2 separate regions of the Mus musculus genome follow, and region 1 is linked to region 2. The links are chromatin contacts, found by POLR2A ChIA-PET in ENCODE. All regions are on one chromosome and are shown on one strand. Each heading gives the region's core, a stretch centred on a gene start or an enhancer-like site at or near the end of the contact. The rest is flanking DNA. Distances are from core to core; before and after follow the strand shown.

Region 1 (4,455 bases), core at 1,355-3,854, 1.3 Mb after region 2:
GCTTCCGTTGATCTTTCGAATCTGTCACTGCAACGTCAAACAAACGCAGGAAAGAAAGAGCATTGTTCCGGTTTTCAGAACAGCCCAGCAGCCCACACTTGCTGGCCTTGCAGAAAACATCAATTTAAAAACACTACTGCTAACAATAATAATAATAATAATAAAGAGATCTGAAGTCTAAGTAATTAAAAATCAAACTTATTTTGCTTAAGTAAATAGGCTATAAGTGAGGAAATAGAATCAACAAGAAAAATAAATGTTCAAATCACTAAAAACTCTACTAGGTAACTCTTTGGTTAGGTTATACAAGTATTAGCAACTAAGTTTAGGACTCAAAATAGCTCGATAGACTTCCAGCTGAAGATGGGTCTTCTACTAATCTTGATAAAATCTAAGTTTACACGTACTGTTTCATATTTTTTTAAATGCGCACATACTCAAATGGATTATACAAACTTCCAACTTTCAAATAATAAATGAGCATGTCCCCCTCCTCCCTCCCGCCCTTCCTCCCATCTTTCCTCCCTCCCCAACCCTCCCACAGTCCTAGACCTAAGTAAGGGCTGACTGTCCCTACTAACCACTCCTGCGTTACTGGGTCACTGCCAGGTGACTTCTAGAAGCGCTGCCTCCCGCTCCCTGCCTGCTCCTAGCCTAGAAGCCTTAACCAACAAAACCTAAAGCTCGGCAAACAGCTGAAGAGAAAGGGCGCCTCCGCAGGCAGGAGGATTGCTTTCTACAATTTTAAGCCACAGGAGATCTAATGTGTTGGGGGTAAATAGAACTCTCCCCTGTTGCCAGTACTAGAATTTACTTCTACCTGTAACTTTAAAAACAAACAAAAAAATCTCTTTATTTACAGTCTCTGAACTGCGTCCTTGGGGTCTTCCAGCATACGGTCTACCATTCAATTGTCTAAAACTCTCTTTCTAATGAGGGTCAAATCTCTAACAACCTTTTAAAGCACTCTCTCCACACAGCACTCTCAGTTCTGATCTCTGAAACCGCTATGGAGTCAAAGGGTTTAAGATGTCAAGGACTCGTCCGAACTGCACGCCGGACACCGTGCAATCCGATTCTGATCAATTCAGTCATTCCCAGGTACTTGGTGACTGTCCCACTAGATCACGACAATCTGGGGGAAGGGTGGTTGGAGGCCAGGAGTAGAGGAAGCATGAGTGAAGGGCTACATCAGAACACTCTCTCGGCTAGTGGGGTCCAAAGATGATGAAGACGCCCAGAGGATTTGTGGCTGCAGATTCGCAAGTGGGGTGCAGACGGGTCTGGGTGACCTACTAGGAGATCTGGGGGTGGGGGCAGAAGGAATCGGGAAACAGGGAGGAAGCGAGGGCATCTATAATCCTGTCCCCCGAGGGGAGGAAGGGAAGTGGGCACCGGAGTGGCGAGGGGCGGGCGTGGGGAGCTCACTCCCTGCAGAAGACGTACTCGGTGTAGCTGGTCCAGATCTTGTCCTCGCTCTGGTCGGTGCTGCTAGCAAAAGCGCAGGTGCCCGTGGAGCTGCACGCCACCATGTGGAAGCCCGACTCGGACAGCTTATCGAAGGCCTGCTCTAGGAAGTTGAACTTGAGGTAATAGCGGGAGGTGTAGCGCTCCGGGGGCCGGTCGGGGTCCCGGCTCTCATTCAGGGTGTCCCCAAACACCTCCTTGGCCAGCGACGTCTTGCCGCACACGGTGATGCGCGCCACCCGCCGGAACTTGGCGTCCGCCTGAGCGTCGCGCCCGATGGTGTAGGAGCCGCGGTAGCCGATGGTGATGTAGCCGGAGCGCCGGCTGCCGTCCAAAGACTGGGACGGCGTGAGCAGGGGCCCCGCCGCGCCCCCGGACGGGCTGCGGCTAGCCAGCTCCAGCGTGGGCGAAGGCGCCCCGGCCGAGGCGCCCTCCTGCGGCTCGGGCTCTGCGTAGCCCAGCGGCAGCAGCTCATCGCCCAGAGAGCCCTCCTTGTGCACCCCGCGGCGCGAGTGCGGCGGCGGTGGCCCCGGACCGGGTTGCTGGGGCGCCCCGAGGCGACGCACGAGCTCCGGCAGCTCGAAGTACTCGGCCTCGCGCTGCAGCCGGCTGCGCTCCGGGAAGTAGTCGGGCAGCACGAGCTGCAAGTCCCGCAGGTAATCCAGGATGTAGCGGAAGAGGAAGCCGTCCCGGTCCAGAAAGAAGCGGCCTTTGCTGTCCCGGGCCAGCTCCTGCGGCTGCTGCTGCGTGAACATACGCCAGAGCAGCGAGTCGGGCACGGACACCACGGTGCAGCGCCGGGTCACATACACCTGCCCTCCCACGTTCAGCTCTACGATGTCCGGGAAGAGCGGCGGCTCCGCCGAGGACGACGACGAGCCGCTGCCACCTCCGCCTCCGCCCCCGTTGGGTAATCCTCGGGTGCTGTCCGCCAGAGCCATGGCCAAAAAGAGGTGGCCCGGATGGGCCAAGTGGCAGGGAGCGGGGTCGCGATCGGAAGCCCCAGCGGCTCTTATCGGGGAGCCCTGCGCTCAGGCGGCGGCCGGCCACTGAGAGCCGCGCGGTGCGAGCGCGCAGCAGTGCGCCCACGAGAGCCCCGGTGCGCTGCGCCTGCCTCGCCCGCGCGCTCCAGGCGAGTGGCGGGTCGCGGCCCGCGCGCCGCTTAAGTAGAGCCGCCCGCTTGGGCGGCGCGGCGCGCAGGAGGCGGTGGGCGGCTGCGGAGCCGCTGAGCTCGCTCCCGGGGCGGGGAGGGCTGGGGCGGGGTGGGGGTGGGGGAGGAGCGGGGAATGCATTTGCATGCTAAACGCTGACGCGGCTCGGGGCTGCAGGCTCCACCCTGACCCGCGCGCTCCGGGGGACGACCGGACTGTCACCGCCCGTCCGCCCACCCGCTCCGGGCCCAGCTCCTCTTCCTCTTCCGCAGTGGGTCAGAGCCTCCAGGCGCTTCTCCAGGAGGCTGATCACTAAAGCGATCCTCTTGTGTTCCCACCTCCCCTCCCGCCGCCCTTCTCGGCTGACCGCAGCCGGCACCCGGGGACTCCAGAAGGGGTTGGAAACTTTCTGGCAGAGTGGAAAAGCTTGATTGCCTGCGGCTAGCGCCCTCTAGACCTACCCGCTTCTAACAGTGCAGAGCGCTGCTGTTGGAGATCCATCCCCGGGTCTCTGGAAGTTCTGAAGAGACACTAACTTGGAAAGGATGCACCGGTCCCTTCAAGTCCAGACCACCCAAAGGTTTTTCACGTGACTATGTGACTAGCGTATAGCCTCGAAAAATCCCTAGAAACCACAAGCGAATGCTTCGCGAAAATGCTCTGTTAGATTATTTTGCGAGAGCATAAAGTCTTTGGTTAGGAAACCACAACACAGTACTGCAGTGAGCAGAAATGACTAGGAGAGGAAGTTGGGTGGACACAAAGGGGGGGGGAGGGGCTTACACTGCGTGGGCAAGAAAAGCTAATAAGCGCCTCCAATAGTGGGACGTGAGGCCTCCGGTTGCTTTCAGCCATCTGTAAATCGCACCAGAAAATTCCAATCTAATATTTTCTTTTATTCGTATTATTAGTATTTAATGATTTTACTAGTATTTCATTATTTTACTAAAATTCCGCTGATGTTTTATTTGTTCCTTGAAATGTTAATGCACGTATAGAAAATAATTTACTTTTAGCCCATGCATAACTGTTCTAAAGGTCCAGTAACCCGTGTTCTCCTCCTCCCTCCATCGTTCTCTTCTGTACTTTACAAGACCGTCCACCAGAGAAGAAAGGCTGTGTAGGTCTGAAGGCCCTTCAGATTTAGCCATGCTCTCTATGGACTCCTACTTGTTCAGCGTTTGGAGTCATGCACAAATTTCAGCCCACAGAATTCTGCCACTGCCGGGAAACCTTCCATGGTCTCCCAGGGGAATGAGACAGGTTGCTCTTCAAATTCCCATCTTTGCACTTGGCACGTTCTGAAATCTCAAATTTGTGGTCTGTTATCTGATCGTTGGTTTTTGGTGAATAAATAGATAAGGGCTTCAAGAAGCCCAAGATAGAGGAGACTCTGAAAAACCACAATTTTAATAAATGCTCTTATACGTTGCTGGGCATCAGGCTGTGGAGAATTCAAGGCTGACTACCTACATCTCCTTTAGAGCAGCCAAGAGGCAAAGGGTTGGCCATCTGAACAGTTATCAGATCACTTTGAAGGACAGGCTGTCAATCACAATAAGCCCAGAAAGATCTTTGTCTTAATAATGATGTCTACCCTTTGTGCGACTGTCCAATGAGCTTGATAGTCTTCTCACGGATGAATGTCATTTTCATTTCTGAAATGTTTATGTCTGCCAAACAATTACTGCACTCGTGTCACAGAGCTGAAATAAGATCAGGCCCCAGACCAGCCTGCTTAATTGCAGGCACAGATTTCTGATACTGAATATATTTCACCATTCTTCAACTGTTCCTTGGGATAAATGATAGATGACAGGAAAGTTCCGAGTCCCGA
Region 2 (4,557 bases), core at 141-2,640:
AGTACTGGGAGAGAAATGTGGTGAAGACACCACAAAGAAGCCATAAGACAAATCCAGAAGGCAACTTGTTTCTTTCAACACACGATGCCATTCCAAAAAAGGAAGAAGGGGCTTGAGGAGGAGGCCCTTCTAGGGTAAAAAATCCGCAATCAAACGGAATGCAGATTCTCTGATTGCCTCGAGGTCTAGGTAAGTCAGCTGCAAAGGACGCTTTGGCATCCTAGGGAAATCCGAGCCCGGTTGATTAGCAATTTTATTGGCTTTATTTAGTTACATGTGAAAATGGTCTATGATATTGCAGGATAGTGTTCGTTAAAGATGAACTGTATCCTGGGATATTTAGAGCTGAAATGTATCCTACTTTAAACCTCTCTATAGTGAGATAAGCCCAAGTGCTAATGATCATTAAACAGAAGCTAGGCTGTTTCCGTAGACAAGATTCTCTGCCATACGTTTGAAAATTTCTTTAATCACACACACACACACACACACACACAAAGAAAAAAAAGAAAAAAAAAAGAAAAGAAAAAAAGAATGAAATGTTGCGTCTCCTCCAGAAAAGAAGGGCTGATCTTATCTTCTTCCATAGGTCAAGTACCCTGGTTGGAGCCCAGAGAGTCCCCAGAGTTTCCTTGGAGAGATCGCGGGGCATTGGACCACCTGTGCACTTTGCTGGCCAGGCCCCGAGCACTTACTCAAACTCTCTGCTCACTCTGAATAACCAGTCACCTTTGCCACACCACGAAGGGTACAGGTTTTGATTCTCCGGGGGAGGGCGGGCCAATGTCCAGAACTGGGCCAAGCAGGCAGGAGAGGTGGGAGAAAAGCCAAGTTCCTTCGGTTCACCGTACCCTTGAGGCGAGAGGGGAAATGAAGCCACAGGTCTTCCCCACGGACCCACCTGCGATCGGGGGAGGAGCGACGCCAGCCCAGACTAGGGGACCAGCCGCCAGTGCCCAGGCCGGTACCCTCACCTGCGGCCGGAAGCCGGGGCAGTAGCGGGGACCGCGCAGCATCTGGGACCGGTCAGCGAGCTCCGTGGAGCCGGAGGGTAGTGGCGTGGAGGCCTGGTGGCTCCGCGTCCCCGCGGGGGAAGTTTCTTGGCCCGGAAAGGTGCAATTGTGTGCAGCTATTCCTGGTATGTCAGGCCGCAGGCAGAAGGGGCGCCGCCTCCCGAGAGAGCCCGGGACTGGGAAGGCGGGTAGAGGCGGGAAGGATGCCGGCTGGGGCGCATCTCCCCGCCCAGATAATTCTGACCAGAGAGGTGGCTGCAAGGACCCTGGCGAGGGGCAAGGACGGAAGCTGGGACCGGCCCGTAGGGGGTGGGCCGGGGCGGGGCTACTGTCGAGGGCGGTGACAGCGCTTGCGACTTTTGAAGTTCCCAGGAGTCCCGGCTCCTTCTGCACACCGCTTCCAGTTGCCTCTTCACCTCCTCCTGCTCCAGTCAGGCTGAACTTGAGCCGATTTCTAGAGTTTGGAGAAAGCAACTCCTGCAAATTCTTCTAGGTTCCTGAACTCAAACTGCACGTCGCTACAAAGGGCGGGGGACGCGTGGCGTGGGAGCTCTGGGTCCCGGCGCGCACCCACTGAGCTGCTCCTCTCCCTCTCTTGCCCTAGACATGGAAGGGATGGAGGACGCCGAGGCCGATTGCTCTGTTGCATTCGCAGAGGCTCAGAGATGGGTGGAGGTGAGTGTCTTTTCCAGTTCTTTACAGATGAATTTACACTTTCCGTGCCTGAGTCTTCTTGGGTTTCCCACCAATCTGAGCTTACGTCCGTCCGGTGACCTAGGCTGAGTAAAGAGGCAGTTTTGGGTACAGTGCAAAATTTCCCTCTCTAGTCTTCTGATGCCTAGCCCTCCTCAGACTTTCTTGCAGATCTCCCAGCGCTTGTCCACCAGGTTTGGGTATCGCACTTCCCAAAAAGCGGGGCACAGAGCTAGGCTGGGGACCTCGGGCGCATTTCTTCGGGATGCAGTTGCTTATCACGCACCTGGGTAGCCAGTGTATTCAGCACGGGGTGTGAGCCTAGAGAGTTGGGGGGCTGCCATCCTTCCCTCTCCCGCTCTCTTCCTCTCCAGTTGAGAAACTAAAATATCCTAAGCTCCTTTACAGACGGCTTGTTATTCTTCCAGCTGTGCCTCACAGACAAGATCTTCTGTTCCTTTTATTGTCACGAAGGAGAGATAGTCTCTACATGGTCGCCTTCGGACTAGCCTGTTTTATTCCGTTGCTGACCACCTAGGTGGGTTGTGCTTGTGAATGAACTCAAGGCACCCCACACCTGGGCTCTAGTACCGAGTTACAACTCTAGACTTATGAGGTGACTTTCCGGATGGGTCAAAAGAATCCTTCCCAAAGTGGGACTCAGAATAACTGATGGTTATAAAATTGTTGCCCACACCAACCCTGACGTCATTTTGGAGTTAGTGGTGCCACATGCTGTTTTATCCAACAGCTAGGGAATTTAATTCAGGGCCTGGGACATGCTAGATAAGAGCGGCTACTCCTGAATCACGCCTGCAGCCCCTCAATCTACCTAAAAATTCAAATTAGGCTACTAAGAATATAGGGGAAGCTAGTTCTTTAAAAGTCATTTTATTTTATGTTTTAAAGAAATACATGTAGGGTCCCACTAGCTTGAGGACCTGCTTTTGGGTCTCTAGCACCCGTGGAAAAAAGCCATTGCAACTCCAGGACAGGCAGGGCTGCTGAGGCAGAAGTATTCAGTGTGACTTAGCCAAAATGGTGGCTTCCAAGTATATACCCCAACCCCCATCGGAATCTACATCCACATACATACCTACAAACACACACACACACACATACACACACATACATACCTACAAACACACACACATACATACCTACAAATGCTCACACACACACACACATACATACCTACAAATGCTCACACACACACACACACACATACATACTCACACATACCTACAAACACTCACACACACACACATACATACCTACAAACACACACACACACACATATACATACCTACAAATACACACATACACACTCACATACATACATACCTACAAACACACACATACTCACACACGCTCATACACACACACACACACATATATATATACCTACAAACACATACACATACATACACACATACACACCTACAAACACTCACACACACATACACATTTTAAAAATATCATGTACTTATGAGGAAAAAAAATAAATGTTAAATGTTATACTTCTGTATAGTAAGAGGGCAGGAGATATGAGTGACCTCACTTTCTAGATGGTAGAAGTGTCTCAGATGGTAGCTTTTGGTGTCTTTAAAGGCTGAAACTTTGAGCTGTGCCAAGGTGACTTGGAGAGATGGGAGGAAGGGTATGGAAGGCTGGGAGAAGTTACAAACACTGCATTCAGAATTGAAATGAGAGTGGAAAAATCCCAGCAATGGAGTTAAGAGAAAAAATAACTTTGCTCCTTCATAAACCTGGAAAAATCAAGGCTTTACCTGTAATTTTCCATCAGTGGTGTTTGCGCTGCATGGTTTCAGAAAGCAAGCTGAAGTCACCATTCACTTTTTTCATATGAGTGTATGGGATGGAAGGGGGAAGGGGCCATTTCCATTCACACCCCCTGAGTCTGGGTGGTATTGGCAATTTGGGGTCATTCACAGTTTATAGGTGGTGTTGCAAGACTTATACTTGTTTCTGAAACTGTGCATAGCGTTCTTTTCTTACCCAGGGGTTAGTATCTGGATCTTAAGAAAGTCAATACTATTTGTGTATCTTAGCACGCTTACAGTTGTGTAAAAGTTCTGCGAACAATTTGCATACTATGACCTCCTTGCAAGTGTGATGGTCTGAAAGATAATCATTATGTGTGTGCATCTTCTCCCTCAGTCCCAGCCTGTGGAAAGGCTTAGCAGCAGTGCTTTGACAACTTGGTATGTTCCTTATTTACAGAGAGTACAGAGTTTCTAAAGCTACTGTCAGATTCCTTTAATATAGTTACAGAAATTAAAATTAATTTTTTTTACTCCTCACACTAGTTGGACTACTGTTAAATGTTCTTGAAGATATTTGAATGGGTTTTGTATTCATATTTGTTTATTTATTCACTTATTTATTTCCAGACATGGGAGGCTTGGATATCCTGGAACTCGTTATGTAGACCAGGCTGGCTTTGAACTCTTGGAGATTACCTGTTCTGGTTCTAGAGTGCTGGCACTGAAGGTGTTCAGTATCATGCCTGGCCTCATGTTCTTATTTAAAAATTTTATCATCTATTCTTTAGGAGGACCCTGGGCATTTGAAGTCATGCTAGTTGGTTCTCTTGTTAGGGTTTTTGTTTGTGTTTGTTTTGTTTTTTCGACTAAAGCACACACATATTAAAGACATTCCTTTGTCCAAAGAGCAGAATGTCTGACTTTCATTGCCACACAGCCCATTGCTTTCAAGAGGACCCTTAGTTTGAAGATAAAGTGTTAATTTCAAGGTATTTTCTGAAGCATTTTGGACCATGAATGAGATAGTATCATACAGTTCTCTTGTTTGTTAATCTTCTCTTCTT

Evidence for each region. ChIA-PET counts read pairs that join two places held with the same protein, here RNA polymerase II (POLR2A).
Region 1: POLR2A ChIA-PET joins it to region 2 with 10 read pairs in Patski. The contact joins the promoter of Kctd12 here to the promoter of Lmo7 in region 2. POLR2A ChIA-PET finds 5 or more read pairs at or near these places in 2 of 5 experiments (Patski and embryonic stem cell).

The regions. Positions count from the first base shown.
Region 1 is chr14:102,980,033-102,984,487 of GRCm38, forward strand. Kctd12 (potassium channel tetramerisation domain containing 12) reads right to left here and starts at 2,605. Exons shown (of 1, transcript NM_177715.4): 1 at 1-2,605. The coding sequence starts at 2,408. The coding sequence ends at 1,425. It overlaps Mir5130 (microRNA 5130), which reads right to left and starts at 2,600; the gene lies at 2,517-2,600.
Region 2 is chr14:101,728,538-101,733,094 of GRCm38, forward strand. Lmo7 (LIM domain only 7) reads left to right here and starts at 1,391. Exons shown (of 31, transcript NM_201529.2): 1 at 1,391-1,688. The coding sequence starts at 1,620. Gm9922 (predicted gene 9922) reads right to left here and starts at 1,191. Exons shown (of 2, transcript NR_168926.1): 1 at 975-1,191; 2 at 1-852.